Regions from separate parts of the Mus musculus genome. Here region 2 is linked to region 1. A link is a loop called in an ENCODE intact Hi-C map of the cell type or tissue named here. Cell type or tissue: left cerebral cortex. All regions are shown on one strand. Each heading gives the region's core, and the rest is flanking DNA. Links, peaks and the distances in the headings are about the cores only.

Region 1 (9,710 bases), core at 467-8,466:
TTATGGATGAGGAGAGGCTATGAGGGATTCCTATGGAGGCTGGCTCTTAATAGAATAGCAAAGGGCCACCAGGTTGTCACCTTTCTCTCCGGCGTTCCACTTGACAGGATGCCTTTCATTTCCTTCCATTAAGGAGACTAGACTCACATGATTGACAATCCTGCTGTCTCCAGTGCTTACTCTACACTGTCATCCCACCAAGCAAGCCACATTGCAAAGGAAGTAGTTTATAAACTGCATAATGGTAACCTAAAGTGATTAAAAAGAATTCTCTCATATATTGCCAGGCTGTGGTGGTACAAGCCTTTAATCCCCGGACTCAGGAGACAGAAGCAAGTAGATCTCGGGGTTCAAGGCCAGTCTGGTCTACAGAGTGAGTTTTAGGGCAGCCAGGATTATCCAGAGAAACCTTGTCCTGAAAAATAACAAACAAGACAAACAAACAAACAAACAAACAAAAACAAAACAACAAAAACAGAATACTGACAACAAATTTTCTTTTATTGTGAAAAGTCAAAGTTCCTTTGACAGTACATTGTACAAACATTTTTACAAAGTCTTCATTTTTAATGTTTTCCAAAGTGTGCTTACTTGTAAGAAAATTGATATTGAAATCCTTGCTCCATTAATTAGAAGCTAGACAAGATGCTAACATGGCATCTACAGGCTAAATTAATGACTTTTCTTTCTATTCTTTTCTGTCTTCTTTCCTTTGTATGCTCAAAAACTCTCACTTTTACTTTCTGGTTTAGACATTTGCTTTCTAAAATACACAGAACTGGGACTTCCTTTGGGAAAGGGAGACTTGTGGAGGCAAGGTACTTAGTTCAGAGCCTTGAATATGTCAACTATGTTCATTAGGCATAACTGTGGTGAGCAAGAGGGTTTCATAAATATTTGTGGTGGATGTGGCATTAGCCTCAGAAATCCTTCCCAGTTGCTCGAACAGCTAAAGCACAGAAAGAATCAAGACCTAACTGCATTTCACTCGGGTAGCTGCGAAAGCCTTTCACTGAGATTATTAGTTCATCCTTAACTGAAGTTTTAGGTCCTAGAGAGAATAATTTTAGCTCATACATTTTAATTTTATTCATTAATATTGAACATTAGCATTATGCCCACAACTAGGCTGTATAATAACTCACCTTTATATAAAGAATTATTCATAAAAATCTTCAAATAATTGTTTTATATAAATTTTCTTCTCACATCTCAGTGAATGTTTCTTACTGTTGGATATTTATTTTTTACTAAAAAAAATAAGTCCTCTAAAGGAAGTTTAAGAGGTTTCTGACTTTTATTTTATTATTGAGCTATTGTATGAAACGGCCTCAATGTGTATGTAAAATAAATACAATGATCCTTCAATAGCATGACAGGCTGCCCTTCAAATAGTTTTGACAGCATGAATCACATGGATAAGATGGGTTTTTGTTGTTCTGGTAACAATAAGCTTGGACCAGTTGGTGGACAAGGTTGGATTACACTATAAACAACTCATATGGACTTGTCTGCATCCACATAGAGGCTGAGCTACTTGCTGGGCACACTCATTTGCAAAGAGAAAATGACATGTTTTAATGAGCTTTTTCCCTCCAGATTATATATATTTTACATAAAGAACCAACGGGTATACACAAGAACATTAATTTTAATGCTGAAGAGTTAGTGGTTGCCCAGTCAGGTAAGGAAAAGGTGAAGAGAAATGTGGTATGAGGTAATTTAGGGGACAAGGGTCATGTTTTGGGGTCTTATTATGGTGATAGTTTAAGGGCATGGGTCTCAAATGTTATCTTTAAGTGTATGTAGAATATTTACGTGCAAATTATTTCAATAACATAGTAAATCAAACATGAAACAAGCAAGCAGACTCACTCTTAACTAAAGTAATAGAAATGACAGATGTTAAATATTCTTTATTTTAGCCCCAAGGCAGAAAAATGTCTTAAGCACATTTTATAGACTCTGAGGATTATGGCTTGACTTAGAGAACTCATGCTTTGAGCAACCCATCTCCAGTTTGTGGTGCTTTAAAAGATGGAGGCTGGCTGGTAGTGATGGTTACGAGGGGTAAGGCATCTGAAGGTGATACTTATCTCAAAATAAGGTCACGTTCTCCTTTCTGTTCTGGTACATGTGAAACCAGTGTATCATGTTCCCACCAACAAGTCTTCTATGTCATGGTGAACTAAAATTTCATTATGAACTGAGAGCCTGAATAAAACTCTCCTCTCTTATTTATGTCATGTTCCTGAACTAGTGATGCAAAAGGAACAAACACACAGGGGTTTGGAAGTCTAGTGGCCAGCAGCATTAGCCAGCTTGGTAGCACAGTATTGTAACGGCTTTTCCTTTGTCCTTGATACCTTTGTTTCTACCTTCTGCTTCTGTAGAAGTAACTGGGCAGTTACTACTAATACATGAGCCGTTGTATGCAGGGTGTGCTCACTGCTGGGCACCCAGGATCTAAAGCCAATCTCTCTTCAAAGCTTCTCTATACTCTAAATATAACTTGGACTATAAATGGCAAAGGTCTGTCGAAGATCTTTTGGTACAGAAGATATTTTTGACGATGCCTTCAGGAAAGGAATATTTGTCTTCTGCAGATTTCTGCATGCATTCAATTGAATTATTCATCTGAAACTTTTTATGTCCTTGACTTTATTTTGTGTAAATCTATCATGATGTTACAAGAAATATTTTCAGCCCATCTGAGTGAAAGTACTCACTTGAGGTCCTGTGTTGAATAAGAATTTGCAAACTTGCAACCTACTTTAGTGGCAAGTGAAACGGAGATGTGTTTTGTGTGATTCATTTAGGATATTAGCTTGCACTTTTATTTCCCCAAGGCCAAAACAAATGGTTACTGTGTATCTTTTCATCCAAATAGGAAAATGTTCCTTAGTAAAGCTTTGGTTTGGTTTGATATTAAGGCATCGTTTTAAAGCAATAAAGGATGCTTTCCAAGTCGTTTGAAAACAAACCTTAGATCTAGAAAATAGAGTCAGAAGTGTGCTGTAGCCCATTCCTACCAGTTCTCAAGAGCCAAATATGCACCTCTCTTTAGAACTTTGTATTTAATAACATCAAATTGAATATGGCGATGGTGGAAATATTTGCACCATGGGAACTGGCAAATATTGCAAGTCATGGCTTTCTTCCTGCTGAATTTCCCAGGGAAATGCTGCATGGTTGTAACCAGTCTCAGCTTCTTTTCTCCAAATGGCTAATCCCTGTGATGCTTATAGATAGTAAACATAATTTAGTAATAGGAGAAAATGGAGACTGCCTTTACAATTTTCTCACCTTGCAAATGAGGGAATGAGTACCTAGAGAGGCTAAATGGTTTTCTTAAGAGCACACAATTATCTGAAGGGCTTAGATAACAATCTCCCCACTTGAGCCTTACCATAACTACCTGGTGTGAAAGCAATTTTCTATTACTGGTAAGTCAGCACTGACATGGAACTCAGTGTGATCGTGAGATCCTGTTTTATACTGGTCCATTCTGAAGTTGATGGTATGCATCACTACACTGATTGGTGTGTAGGCTGCTTCATTTTAACAAATCTTTTGTCATTCTGTTTTCAACCTTGGTGTTATTATAAATCTCCCATATTTGTCTGAGTTCTTCAGAGCAATAGAACTTTTAGGATCCATATGTAATGTATAGAAAAGATGTATTGTACAAGGTTGGTGCATTTAATTGGGAGTATTCAGAAGTTCTCTCCCCTCTATGCTAGTCAGAGTCACAGGGAAGGCTGATGGTCTCATTCCAACACAAACTATAGTTCCAGGAATTAAGTAGGACACAGTCTAAACCCTGGTTGAAATCTGAACCTTAAGAACTGAGATCTCTGATAAACAAGAATGAAAGAGGTAGGTTCATGTCCCAGAACGGGGAGAGACTGCCTCTTCTTTAACATTTGTCATTTTGTAGGACCTTTGATAGATTCATTGATGCCTATTCACATGGTAAGGTAGATCTTTATTCAGTCTAATGTCTTCTGGAAATGTTACAGACATATTTAGAAATAGTGTTTCCTTCTTATTTGGGCATCCTCTCATCTAGACAAGTTGACCTAAGATTAACCACCATGTTGTTCAAAATTCTCTACAGAACATTTATATCTCCCGTCAGCAGCTGACTTTTGGCAAAAAAAGATATACAACTAAAGATGGGAGGCATCTGTTGTATATAAAGATAAAATGGCCTGTACGTCTCCGTAACCAGTCTGTGAAATAAACACTTGTAGATCTATCTTGAAGTGGCCAGCTTTCCCTTTGACTACTGAGACTTCCATTTTGTGTTGTATGAGTGAGATGTGTGGCTGTAGCTTTCCAACGTTCATTCAAAGGCTTCTGTCTGAACACAAAAATAAGTAAAACACACATTTCAGCTTGGCACAAAGTTTTCATCAGTTGGGCTGATGGGAAAGCAGGTGGTGACAGTGAAGCAAGACAAGGCTGTGATTGTGGCAGGCCTGACTCACTGTGAAATACCAGTGAGCAATGTCCAAAGGCAGGGAAGAACGGGGAGGGTGGAATTATATCACATTTCAACACAAAAGACTGCTTAGGAGTCTTTCCTATTCAAAAGAGGGAACATGATTTGTCTGGGTTCATAAACAAATTTACTCAACATTTTTTCGCCATGTCGATTCTTTTCTACACTGATGAACGTGTAAGTCAGGAGCTCAGCCAAAGCCACAACACTCAGGTCTGACAAACACCTTACTCTCTCACCAACAAGTCAGAAAGAACTGGAGGTCTTACGATTGCACTCGTGGTACTGAAAAATTTTCCACAAGCATACAGAAAGGCAGCTGGGGATTTCAGAAAGAAAATAGGTATGCTGAGTGAGACATGAGCCCAGACAAGAGTGTGTCACACTGCTGTGGACCAGAAAAGCTGTAAGACAGATGGTAGACACAGATACACTTGAAGGATTTGGGCCACATCTCTGAAAGTGAGGGTACTCAATTCTTCGAGATTCTCAAGTCCCTTCTTATATTTTTGGTTGTGAGCCTAGCCTTTATCGGCTGAGCCATCTCTTCAGCCCCTTAAGTCCCTTCTTGATGAATCAAATCTGTAGGAAAATATTTGCTTTCTATGACCTTTCCATGCCTAATTTAATTAGTTCAGAGATTCACTAGTATGCTCTGATTAGTATGAAGAAATTTCCTTATGGTAGGGCATTGACCAATGTTTGGAGCAAGAAATAGCTGACTTAAAACATAGTTTTGCAGCTTGCTAGATGTGAAATAGTGGGTGAGTTCTGTATCTTGGAAGTTGTGTGTGTCCTAGTTTTCTCCCGGATAAGATTAGAACTGGAACATCAGTTGCCTTTTAAGGTTGCTTTACAGGACCATGATAGCTGACGATGGAAAGTTCTTAGTATAGGACCTCATACCTAGTAGCAACCTGCATCTCAGTGTTTGCCACTGTGGCCTGTTGGAAGGAGGAACTGTCATACTGGGGACTGTCCTGCCTTTGCCAGAATCACTGCCAAGTTGTCAAGGCAGTTTTTCTTCTGGATTTCAAGAATCTCATTTCCATAGTGAAGAGACTAATTGGCTATAGCTCATATTATACATAGTAAGATACCTTATTATATAATCATTTATAATAATTACCTTATTATATAATTATGTATTATAATTATGTATAATAATAACTTACATATTTTGAGTACTGTATAAAAACAGGCATACCAACGTATTTAATCTTTACAAAAGTACTATCAAATAAGGCCAATCTAAGGCTCATTTGAAGATGAATGGATTAAGACAGAGCAGTTAGGTAGCTTGATGCATAGTTAATAGTAGCTGTTTGGATATAATGAGTATAAAGGTATATATTACTATTTAAAGAAACATTTTATTTATATGTAATGACCCTTTTACCCAATTTCCATTCCAGAAGGACCCATGGAGACCAATGTCCATGAAACTGACTCATGCTTTGGAGAGGAGATGTGGAACTTGCTCATAACTTTGCTCTTTTTTCTCTATGTACATTAAATTTTTTCACCATTATTTATAACACTTGATACTGGTAAATGATATGTAAATGGTGGTTATAATATATTATTTAGGGGCTAACTAAATGAATCTGTGCATGTTCAGTATGGTTGAAAAAGTTCCCCTAATACATTGTATTCAAAGATGGTGTTTCAGTTCACAGATATTGAGAGGCAATTGTACATACTTCGGGTTTGTTTGTTTGCTTGCTTACATTTCAAAACTGTCTATAGGATAAAGGCAGTTGAATAACAAAATAAAAATAAACTGTACCCAAATATTTAGATTAGACTAGGTGAATTCATGTGTCCTTCCTGAGTATAATGTACGATTTCAGCCTACCCAGGAAGCAGAGTGGCAGATCTCTTCACATACAAAGATACCCCCACCCCTACCATCTGTCTCTGGGAGACTCTGGGGATAAAGGTTTCTATGCTGTATCACTGCCATCTGTACCGCTGGGGTCAGAACAACTATTGTGGAATAATTAAGGCTCTTGTGACATCATTAGAATCTGATGCTAACCTTGCTCTGTGTGGGTTTCCAGTGCGACAGGATGTGACTAGAGTCGTTCCCCATGGTGCATTCATAGGAGTCAGAATTTGGAGCACAACTTCCTTCTCTGTGAATAGCAGCATGTTCTGTTGAGATTTAAGATTCCTAAGACATTTGGAAGAAGGGTTGTGATGTAGGGCAAGATCTGTAGCATAGAAGGAAAGAGAAACAGGACCACTTGAACTATGTCCTTTCTCTTATCTAAAATCTGGGGGAGCCAAAGACAGAGATTATATATTCATCAGCAATAGTCATTTAAAGGATGGAATGAGTGTGTGCCTGGCAAGACAGGCTTGCTTCAGATTCTAGAGAGTAGACAGTGGAGAGAAGTGTTTGATAAATGTTTTGGGGATAATAAGTAATAGCAGAACGAGCACAAAACCAGCTAACTGACTTGTGCTTTGACAAGTGATTCGCGTGTATTTGGTAGGAAAAGACTGAGCTCAAGTTCAACTCTCTTGTCCTTTTGCCTCTGAGGACAGCTGCTGTGCACAAGAGGTCGAGGGGGGGAGGGAGGGAGGGAGGGAGGGAGAGGGGGAAGGGGAGGGGGAGGAGGGAGGGGGAGGGGGAGAGGGGGAGGGAGAGGGAGAGGGAGGAGAGGGAGAGGGAGGAGAGGGAGAGGGAGAGGGAGAGGGAGAGGGAGAGGGAGAGGGAGAGGGAGAGGGAGGGGGAGGGGGAGGGGGAGGGGGAGGGGGAGGGGGAGGGGGAGAGAGAGAGAGAGAGAGAGAGAATGAATCAGCATTCTAATCTTGCCAGAACTTGGAAAGAATATATTTAATGCTATTTAGGTAAAAATTAAGGAGTCAATGGCCAACAAAGGTAATATATGTTCTTACTCTGTGACTGTGTCACTGGTTTCCTAACAGAGCCAGATCCCATGATGACAGTACTGGAGAGCATCAAGGCTGTGGCCCTTTCTGTGTGGAGTGAGCCCCACCCCATGTGCTCACGAACTTGCTTCTCAGCTGGTGGAGCAGGTCAGAGAGACTCTGGAGGACACAATTTTTAAAAAATTAATGTTTTTGGAAGAAAATTTACATATTTTATCTTAGTTTTTAATTTTACTGAAAATAGATTCCTTTTTCATATACTATATCTTGATTACAGTTTTCTCTCCATGTACTCCTACCAGTTCTGCCAAACCTCCCTTCCCATCTAAATTTACTCCCTTTCCCTCATTAGAAAAGAGTAAGTCCCCTACGTCCCGACTCCAGTCAGTTGCAGATTTCCATTGATTCTCGTAGCTATCTGGCCATTTCTCCTGTCCTTCCCCAAATCTGATCTGAGCTCTCTCCATTCCCAGGCCCATCCCCTCTCCCAAAGTCATCCCCTCTCTCCTTAAGTCTGCCTCTTATGATTATTTTGTTTCCTCTTCTTAGTGAGATTCAAGCATCCTCACTTGTGCCTTCCTTCTTGTTTAGCTTCTTTGGGTCCATGGATTATATCATGGGTATATTATAATTTATGGCTAATATCAACTTATAAATGAGTACATGTCCTTTTGGGTCTGGGTTACCTCATTCAGGATGATATTCTCAAGTTCCATCCATTTGCCTTCAAACTCATTATGTCTTTGTTTTTAATAGCTGAATAGTATTCCAGTGTATAGATGCATCACATTTTCTTTATCCATTCTTCAGTTGACAGACATCTAGGTTGTTTCCAGTTTCTGGCTATTATGAATAAAGCTGCTATGAACATAGTTGAACAAGAGTGTCTTTGTGGAATTGTGAAGCATATTTTGGATTGTATGCCCAGGAGTGGTATAGCTGGGTCTTGAGGTAGAACTATTCCAACCTTTCAGAGAAACTGCCAAGTTTGTACAAGTTTGTACTTCCACCAGCAATGAAAGAGTGTTCTGCTTGCTCCACATCTTTGCCAGCATGTGCTATTTCTTGAGTTTTTTATCTTAGTCATTCTGATGGGTGTAATAGTGAATCTCATAATTGTTTTGACTTGCATTTCCCTGAACATTTCTTTAAACCTTCTTGGCCATTTGAGATTCCTCTGTTGAGAATTCGCTGTTTAGCTCTGTGCCCCATTTTTGAAAGTAGGATTATTGGGTTGTTGGTGTCTAACTTCTTGAATTCTTTATAAATTTTGGATACTACCCTCTGTCAGATGTAGGGTTGGTGAAGATCCTTCCCCAATCTTTGGATTGACATTTTGTCCTATTGACAGTGTGCTTTGCCTTATAGAAGCTCTTCAGTTTCATGAGGTCTTGTTTGTAAATTGTTGATCTTAGAGCCTGAGCTGACATGTCCAGCATGTGACTGGGATAAGGGAGGTGGGGTGATCTTTGCTGTGACTCACAGCATTGGGGATATGGAACCTAAAGAGACCACCCCCGGTAGGCAGGCAGGAACCTCAGTGGAGCAATAAGGGCACTAACCTACCCACAAAACTTTCAACCCCAAATTTATCCTGTCTGAAAGAAAAGTAGGGACAAAAGGATGGAGCAAAGACTGAGGGAATGGCAAACCAATAACCAGCCCAAGTTGAGACCCATCCCATGGACAACCAACAACCCCTGATACTATTAATGATACTTTGTTAGGCCTACAAACAGAAGTCTAGAATAGCTATCCTCTGAAAGGCTACACCCAGCTGCTGACTCAGACAGACAGATGCAAACACCTAAAGCCAAACAGTAGATAGAGCTTGGGGACCCTTATGGAGGAATAGGAGGAAGGATTGCAGCACTGAAGGGAATAGAAACTGCTGTGTTTTATAGAAAGATAAGGAGAGGCAGAATATGTTTGGTGGAGGTGCAGTAATATATGAAGGAAAGGGGTGCCTCTGTATGCCCATGCTGAGGCATCCTTCTCCCTAAGGGACCAGCCACATGATTGGGATAGTATTAGAATAGAGTTTATTCAAGGCATGAGGAGGGGAGTTGAGGAAGTAGATACAGAGAAAGGTAGTGAGAGACAGAGTAGAGGCATAGAGGCCAGCCATGAGCACATGGAGAGAGTGGAGGAAGGAAATGAGGAGAGAGAAGGTAAGGAATGGGAGCAAGGGCAACGTATCAAGAGAGTAGGGGACAAGCTGCCCCTTTTATAGTGAGTAAGGCACACTTGGCTGTTGCCAGGTAACTGTGGGGGCAGAACCTAGACTAAATGCCAACAGAAA
Region 2 (9,710 bases), core at 802-8,801, 67 kb after region 1:
AAGTTCTGAACTAATTTTCTCATCTCCAGGTTGGAACAAAAATGATAATTAACGTTTATGTTTTTAAAGATAAATGCATTAATACATACAAATGTAGATGTTCTCTGTTCATTATTTTAGGTACTTTCTTGTTGATGTAATAATCAGTTCCTGAGATTTCCAAAATAAAACACTCTTTGCTAACTCTGTCCTCTTGTTAGATCAATCTTGTTATGAACCATCAGATATCACTGTTTCTGGAAGTTATCAACTCTTTGACTAGTTTAGTAAGTTGTGCTGTCTCCACCTATCAGTGGCCACCTTCTTAAAGGAAACAGACTCTTATTCCCAGCAGCTATCAGTTGCCAATGGCTCTTCAACTAGGGGTGGGACTTCATTCCCATCACTGCACTTCATAGTGGGAACTAGTTTGGCTTGAGGTTTCATAGATCTTGGGCATTCTGTCAAAACTGCTCTAAGGTCATATATTCAGCTACCCTTTTGTGTTCAGAAAATGTATAGTTATTAGCCATCCATTGTTTTTCACCCTTTCCACACCTCTACCACAATGAGTCTAGAGGTAGAGGACATGTGATAGAGGTAACCCCTTGAGGGCTTAGTATTTCAGAGTCTTGTAATAATCATACCTTGACTAAGTATGAATCTCTGTATTAATCACCATCTACTATAGAAACAAGCTTATCTGTGGATATAAAAATAATCACTAGGAGTTGGCTTAATACTATATCTAGTAGAATAAAAGTAACATGTTCTCTCATAGGTTCTGTGACCTAGTAACAGTTTTTGTCCCTGATAATAGATCCAGGTAAGATTCTCAAGGAATGGCCCTTAAATGCAATCATATGGTATTTGGCTACTGTCACCATATTCATTCACGGTTACATCAGTTCCTGATCATTATTGTAGTTCGTAGGGTTGGCAGTCTCCAGAGGTTGATGATCGCTTTGCTCTTACAGTACCATGCACAACACCTTCCAGCAGTGTGAAAACAAGGAAGGAGGGGGTGCGGCTCTGCCTACTGGCAGCTCGACTTTTTTCATGTTCTATGACTTGACTGTGTGGTGTCTTCAGGAATAGAATTTTACTGTGGAGTTCTAGAGGATCGATAACAGCATTGTTAACAGCCTGTATGCTTTGGCTCGAAAAAGTTTATGAGCTGTTATTAGTCAAGAACTCCAAAAGAGGTAGCCAATTCCTGGTACTAGGCTGTTCATAACCTGTGGTCAATAGTAGGGTCTTGTTGCCCTATAATAGAGTAATTCCATTTTAAAATTGTGTGTGTGTGTGTGTGTGCGCATGTATGTGATGTTAATAATGCCCTCTGCATTAATTTCTTGTTATTTTTATCCTCCTATCTCCCAATTTATTTACTGTTTTCTGCCCCATAATTCTTTACCCTTGTATACCAATGCATCCCATCTCGCCTCTCTTGAAACTTCCCTCCTTCCATAGCCCCTCATTAATTTCCCTGAACTGATACCCATACAACCAAAAGTACATTTTGTATCATAGCACAAATTTAACTAGGTTTTGTTCTTGTTGATTTTTAGTGAACACACAAAACTATGTGGTTGGGAAGAGAGGGGGATCTGGGAGCAGTTAGGAGATAGATGTAATATGTTCAAAATATGTCATAGGAAATTCTCAAGAAATTAATTAAACAAAAAAGAAGTGTTCTCTTATAGGAACAAAATTCAAGAGATTCTTGGAAAGGAAACAGTATTAATAATATTTGGAGAAATATTTTAATCATCTACAGGGTATAGGATCTCAAGAAATTTATGGTGTATAAACCTTTCTGTAATGATGCAATTGTAAAAGAAAACACCAGGGGCTTAAGAGGTGGCTCAGCATAAAAGAGTGCTGGGTTCTTTTCTCAGGGCCCTGAGTTCAGTTTCCAACACCTATGATGAGTGACTCAGAACTGCCTGTAACTCATGATCCAGTTAGTTCACTGTCCATCTTCTGGCCTTCATCTTCTGGCCTCCATCTTCTGTGCTCCATAGGCATCCACACTCAAATGCCTATATACAGACATACATAAATTAAATATTTACAAGAAGATGTCAAGACTGTCTTCAACACTGATCATTTGGGGTGTATTCATTAATTAGGCCACTTAACAGAAATGTCTTCATTAGCAGTGTCTGGTGGAAAACTAAATTAAATCACTGAATACTGGAGTTAGTGGAGGCTAATCTCAGAAATATGATGACTGTTAGTTAGACAGTGGGAGGTGATATTTATAAAAGAAGTAATATGCTGCCACACAGAAAAGTAGAGGGTATTTCTTTACAGAGGACTCAAGACACTGATATGAGCAGGTATTTTAAAACAACAAGAATTTACATAGGGTAACTGGTTAATAAAGGTTAGCATATCCAGAGAGGTGAGTAATGCAAAACATCTGTTGAATAGTGAGATTCATTTTATTTTACATGAGGGTCATAAAGAGTGGGAAAAATCCAAATAAGGCAAGCAAATATTTATGGGGTTCAGATTGTGAAGAACTTAAATGTCAGACAATGAATCTCAGGAGGATAAGAAAATAACGCAGAGCCCTGGAGAGGGGCGTGTCTGATCTCAATGTTGCTTTACCATTTTACTACTTAAGATTAGATCAAATAAACAAACAAAAACAAGCAAACAAAAAGCTAGTACACAATAAAAAAAAACCTAGTATTTCTGAGCAGCAATCCAATTCTAAATTGGTAAATTTAGGCAAATAGGAAAGTGGAGACAGTTGAACTAGAGGTGAAAATGTCCAATACCCCCCACTCCAGAGCACACAGAACTTTCTGTGGAAACTTTTGCATGTATAGCTTAGACCATCTCATTCCTGAAACAGTCTTGAAGGTACAGTAGGATTTATTTGTTGGCAAGTGTAACCTTCTCGATCACCTCTAATGTTCCCACTTTCCTATTTCTTTAGAGTATAGGACCTGGTTGACTTCTTCACAGTGGCTTCTCTGAATCACAGAGACAAACTCCTAACTAAGTTTTGAGTCTATGGAATATTCTTCCTTGCAGGCTACATTTTCTTTTCTGATATTCATACCTAGCTGTATTCCCTTGGAAAAAAAAAGCTAAATAATTCACTTCCTCTGTATTTCAACTTTGTTAAAACATCTATAAAATATAACCTGTTATTCAACTCACAGTTTGCTCAATTTTTAACCACACTGTGCATTTAGGGACTTCAATCTTCTCTTATATCTCTGATCATTTTATCCTTGACCTTGTTACTGGCACTACCTGCTTACCTGTGGTGTGCAGTGTAGAAAGCACTCGCGAAACTGAAAAGCTTTTGAACCATTGTTGCCAAGGCAATTACTTTTATTCTATCTTGTTTTTAGTTAAAATGTATAGTCCACTATGAAATGTGTTTTTGATATTTTATTATTCTTTGAAAATTCAACAATATAGACAGTGCATCTTGATCCATATCCACCCCTTATTATCCATCTCAAATTCACCCCCACAAACAACTGCCACTTCTTCCTACCAACCTCATGTCTTCTCTTTACAATTATTTGTTTGCTTGCTTGTTTAACACACGGAGTCTAGCTACTGCTCGCCATAGGCACATGGGTATGAGGTCATCCACTAGGACATGAGTAACCTACCAGTAGGCACCTTCCCCAAATCAATGACTGTCTCACTCCATTGGCCATCAACTGTCAGTAGCTTGTCAGCTAGGGATGAGATTTGGGAGTCCCTTCCCTAGTCATACTGGATCTCTAATCTAGCTTTACATGTGAGTTACCATGTATAACAGGCTGGGTATACACAGAGAATAGCATTTCCTCATATGCCTCATCATCCCCCTCTCACTGGCCCTTATTCTGCAACTTTCACTGAGTCTTGGAGGTGGGTATTTGATGTCCTGTTTGTAGTGAGTACTCCTAGTTATTTCCCATCAGTATTTTGTACAGTAATGAGTCTCTGCTTTAACTATTACCCACAATGATAAGGAGCTTCTCTTACCAAGGTTGGGAGGAGCATAGATTTCTATATATATTCAGAAATATTTAGACCATTAAAAAAAAGTACCAAATGTTTTCTTCTAGGGCCTATGAGTTCCCTAGTTCTGGATTTTGACCCTTGCTTATAGGACCAGGCATGAATTCCTATTTATAAGCTAGTTAAAAATATAGTTTAAATGGGGAGTTTGAGTATATGTACTGCATACTAGTGTACAGTGTTGTTCCCAAAAGACATGTTATTAAATGAAAATATCAGGGAGCAGCATGGATTATGTCCCGGTGAGTTATTGATCAGGGAGGCCCCAGCTGTACCCCAAACTAGACAGACCATTTCCATTGTGTTTGGTTGCCTCCCATAACTATATGAAAAGAATATATTGCTGAATATGCCACATGATTTGCTGATAGAACTCAGAGAAAACTACCTGAAACTGTCCAGGGACCTTTCTGCTAGCTAGCTTTCATAGTACTAAAAGGTACTGTGAGGATGTCTCCATGTATGTGGGAGAGAGGGACATCTATGGTATTGTCTAACACAGAAACTGTCATGTTATAACCCCATCCTTCCAGGAAATATGTTCCTATTGGTAACTTAAATAATTATAGTTTATAAAATAGTAGTGGTTAGAAAGATACTCTATGATAGCCCATGTTAATTTCTGAATTATTGAATTTTTTAAAAATCTTTAACCTTACCGACAGCATTGAACTTTTTCTTTATGATCTTGTCAAAGTATGCTGTGTAAGGATAACTCATTCTTTGTCATAAAAAAAATCTCAAAAACTCATATTTGCTATTGCTCAATCTTAGAAAGTTTTATGCAAAACTATTGTGCATCGATATCTTTGCATATTTACCTTTATTTAATTCGCTTGTCCGTTTAAAACCTTTTATGCTTGGTTTGGAATCAGTTCATCGAACTGATCAAACGGTATCAGTAGTTCCGTCAAATCCATAGGCTAACACTTGAGAAATCAAAGATAAATTAACCATCCGAAGAGGATAAATAGCTGTTGATGCGGTGTCTTAAAGGAAGGTGTTCAGAGCATCTTCCTATCTTTAGCCACTAGCTAGCTTTTTAGTATATCTGTTTCAAATCGCCAGAGGCAGTCAGATTAAAAGCAAATAAGATGAACCTTCTTTCGTTATCATCACTGAGCTGGAATAGCTAGCTATTCACGGACAGGTGGCTTCTCCGGAGGGCAAGTATGGCTCCCCCGTTCTCATCATACTTCCCACCTGGGAAGGGTTATTCCTGTTAACAGGTGCGCGTGCAGCACCTGGGAGAGTATATTTTTGCTCTTATCATCTATTTTGTTTTTCTACAGATGATTATTTCAGTAAACCAGCAGGTCCTTGCTCAAGCTGTGAATGAGCTGCTCTGGTCCATTTCGTTTCTGCTTTGACTCACATGTGATGCACCCTCCCACCTTCTGAATACACTCTCTTGGCTGCCACCCCACCCGCCCCACTAAATCGAGACAGCTACAGTTTTCTTGTCAGGTGTTCGCAACACCCAATCAAAGCTCCCCAGAGAATTCACCCAAATTTAACCTCCATCTCACAGGCTGCTTCCTTAGGACTGTACCATGGATTCTATAGCAACATTAACATGACAGTGAGATGAAAAGATGGTTTATCTTTCCTTTTAAAAGATAGACAGTATAAATATTTGTCTCTCCCTACCCTCCCTCCTTGAAGAACTAAATGTGTAATTACGGTGTGAGAGAATGCAGCCCTGATTTGCATTTGCTCTGATTTCTTAAGCTGCACTGAGGTGAGTAATGTTCTGTTCCTGCTCCTGATGTAAGGACCACTTGCTAAGCAATCACCAGCCTCAGATGTAATTGTTTATTGACCATGACCTGTGAGCTGATACAACCACAGAAATGCATGCCAGTGTCTGGCAAAAAGTGCCTTTGTTGTTTTTAACATTTTTTAAAAATGTCCTCTTCATAAGGATTATATGCTGATTGTACAAAGCACCGGGTCTCATTATGCCTTTTATAATATACTTCAATATACTTTTATAATATACTGGTCTGAAGATGTTTTAATCGTCCTTGCCTTCATTTTCTGATATGCCCCACCCCTGCATTCTAGTATTTCATCTTTATGTAACATACATTCAGAAGGATTTGGTTTTGGCACTGTACTGAGCACCAACAAGAAAAATTAAATAAAAAAAGATAATTTGGTCTGCATCCTTATAAAGCTGATGATGACATGGGAAGTGGAAACATGACAAGTTTTTACAGTGTGCTCTAGAGAGAGACACAAGGGAAACTGGAAGGTTGTGCTTTCTGACGTGAAAGGAGTAATGGACCACGAGTTAGAGGTATCCGGGCAAAGGTGGAAGGGAGAGCAGAATGAAGATGATACTAATGAGAGGGCCAAATGCTGGGAGAGCAAATGCGAGAGCAGAAGGAGATAAAGAAGCTCTTCCTAGGACCAGGGTTTGGACAATGAGTGCAGAAGCTGGGGCTTCCACACTGTGTTTTTGATAATCAGATTTGAGGCCGTCTCACCGTGAGAGAATGGCAACACTGGGATATGAATTGTCATGTGTAATATGCACTGTAGGTGGAAATGTGAGAAAAGGAAGCTCTGAAAGAAAAAAATATATTTTATCTACAGTTGATATAGAAATGTTCAGAATAACCATTCATGTATTGCTTCTGATTTTAACAGAATGTGTACCTTAAAAATCATAGAAATAGGAAAAAATATTTCATGATCCAATTTCTCATTTTATAGACAGAAACAAATCTGAGGCTCTATGTTTATCAGTGTCATTTTCCAGATTGACCTGTGGCAAATCAATCTCCAATGAAGTACAACCTCATCCTGCTTGTAATGACCAACACATCAATGCGTCCTGGTGAAGGCATGGAGGACAAGAACTTTTATAGACTCTTGGGGGAAATACAAATCAGCACAACCACATAGATTATTTAAAAAAAAAAAAGGCAAAACCAAACCCAAGAGAGATCTACCACATGGTCCAGGTATCCTGGTTATGGGTATATTTACAAAGAAAATGAAACCAGCATGCAGAGACAAGCAGATGAGACAAAACAAAACAAAAAGGAGGATACTCATACGGCATATATTATGGTAGCAGTCGTGGCGGATGAGAGTTGGAATTACCCTAGTAGCAATAAACTAATGGATGAAGACGTGCCCGTGTGCACTACGGCATGTTATTCAGACACGAAGGAGAAGCAAATCCTGTTATTCGCTAGCTGCAGAAAAATCAATGGAACAGAAGGACATTGTGTGAGGGAAAACAAGCAAATGCACACATATATACACATATACACATGTGTTCACACACACAAGCATGCCGTGCTCTGTTGCAGATATGGAAGCAAAACACAAACAGCCATTTTTAAAAAAAATAGTGATTGCCAGAAATTAGAAATGAAAGGGCAGGCAGGAGTAGAGAAATGCAGACTATCTGATTAGTTCCCAGAACATGCCTGGATAGACATGCCATTCTCAGTCCCATGAGTGTGCACATTTTATACAGTTTTTTAAACCTTATTTTGCTGATAGTGTCAATGCAATTATGATTACAATTATAAGCTTGACTTTGCCTTTATGTTTAAGAAGTGGGATATACTCACTCACCTGCCCTCATCATCTCTTCCTTTGATTCACCTGAAGTGTTCAGGACTTTTGCTATAGACATGATCACTATGGAAGTGATCTTCTCTGGTGGTATTCTCCTACTTGGATGTATGAATTTGAAAAGCTGAAGAATAGTATACTAAGTTGTCAATTTAGCTATAGCTTCTCTGAGGTCAGAATGGATAGTGCAGTACAGCGTAGAGAACACACACATAATCCAATTGCAAGATCAGTCGGTTGGGGGAGGGCGTTTGGATGAAGCATTACTGTTGGCTGATGTACTACAGTGTACTTCAAATAGGACTCACTCTAATTGAGAATAAGATTAACCATTTATTGAAATATTAAGCACAGCACTGTAGAAAGAGTAAACGGGAGTAAAGAGAAATCTCAAGAGAGACCATAAACGGATATTAGCCCAGCTGGCCGTGCAGTTTAATCCTTCCCCTTGCAGTCCCCAGATGCAAGTGGTTTTAAGGGAACTCCTAATCTTCTCTGCACCTGTTCTTGGAAGCCTGTGTGAGGTAGAGAGCTCACAGTGGAGCTGCCATCCGAACAGGCTCACGAACACAACTCTCCTGCTACAATTCATCCAACTAATTCGGAAGTTTGATCTTCATTTCCTCTATTTCTGGAGTTTGTTATCCTGAGACACGTGGTGTCAGGATAGAATGGTCTATGCCAGGAACTGCTGTGTTTCCTGTCAGTGTTTACTGGAAATCAAGAAAGAGAGCACCTGAATCCTGCTGGATTAGCTATAACTCATGTGGAGTCCCAGAGTTGAAGCTCCTGCAGCCAAGATGATAGATAACAACAATAAGACCAGAGCTCACGTAGAACATTCCATTAAATGACGGGTCTTTAACCTGAACTAATTTAATTTGCCAAAACGCAAGCATGTACGACATGGCTCCTTCTTTTTGCTTTGATATAGACACTTTTAACAGGACACTAAATTCCTTCAAATCAGCTTGTGTCTCTTCTAAGCTGATATTTCCTGTTCCAACTGCTAAGAGAAGATGGCCTAGAAAGAGAAAATGTGTAGAAAGAGAGAAGCTCTAAGAAGTGTATGTATAGAAACTGGGACAGAGCCACAAAGACTTATCTCAAGCCTTATCTCCTTTCTCGGAGCTGGAACTCTCACAGAGATGAGAATTCAAGAAGACAGAAACTAACGCTTGTTCTCACACAGCCTGACTCACATCTGTAACTCCTAGCCATGACGGTATACAGCCAGACGCCCCTTCATCACTCTGCTTTGAAGATTATTAGAATTCAGGCCAGGGTTAGCCATCTAAGAAGTAATGCTTATCAAATCACACTTCAACATTCTTGCATCATAAGCTAGGTCTGCTTCAAGTCTCTAGCACTGGCTAGCATCTGGTGTGGGGGCCCAGGGAGCAATCTTCCCCACCTACATAGTTCTGAAATTAGAATCACAGGTTCCCAGTATGTCGTGAGTTGGAAAGAACCCTAGATGATAGTTTGACTTATTAAACACTGGAGTCCTTTTCTCTCCACTCTTGCAAGTTGATCGCTGTTCCTCCCAGTGTATCTCTTGATGAGTGCATGGTTAGAGGAATAATGGAAGGAAGAGCCTATTTACTTGTGGCTAGGTAGAAGGCTCTGTGATCAACTGTGACACCATTTAAATTACAGCAGTGCCCTGAGTTACTGTTGTATTTATTGAGGATCTAAGTGTCTGTTTCAACTTGCAAAAGAGTAGAAGCATATGTACTCATGTAGGGAACAAAACAACACCCTTCTTTCTGGAGGCCCATAATGCTTTTTTATATAGAAAAATTTACACATGAATTTAAGATATGCCAAGATGACTTGACATGTTTAAGTGCATTATAAAGGTATAATTAAAGGATATTAAAGCAATATGTTCAAATGAGATGATTAAATTTGAGTGTGATTTGTGTGTGTGTATGTATGTGTGTGTGTGTAAACACACGCACCAAAAAATTGCTTTTCACTGTAGGAATTTGAGTTTTCATTGTGTTAATAGTCTTTAGATTCCTCAGCGATTATTAAACAATGTTGCAATTGGTTATTAAGCATGAGGCCTTAGTATATGTGTGTGT

What was found. Hi-C counts contacts between places; a loop is a spot of excess contacts. Peaks named below come from ENCODE experiments on the same cell type or tissue, not always from the same donor. Only the 100,000 strongest peaks of a DNase experiment are listed, where the experiment ranks them.
Region 2: it touches region 1 in a loop (5-fold over the local background); 2 of 42 quality-filtered maps call a loop at or near these places.

The regions. Positions count from the first base shown.
Region 1 is chr3:136,446,325-136,456,034 of GRCm38, reverse strand. 1700030L20Rik (RIKEN cDNA 1700030L20 gene) reads left to right here and starts at 6,686. Exons shown (of 5, transcript NR_040592.1): 1 at 6,686-7,076; 2 at 7,445-7,555. In left cerebral cortex, for the core only: no CTCF peak of the experiment used is centred there; DNase peaks (open chromatin) are centred at 4,467, 4,888 and 5,343; H3K27ac peaks cover 2,640 bases.
Region 2 is chr3:136,379,230-136,388,939 of GRCm38, reverse strand. No RefSeq gene overlaps it. Among named protein-coding and RNA genes, the nearest start is that of Bank1, 58 kb to the right of the region's middle. In left cerebral cortex, for the core only: no CTCF peak of the experiment used is centred there; DNase peaks (open chromatin) are centred at 5,437 and 8,369; H3K27ac peaks cover 2,099 bases.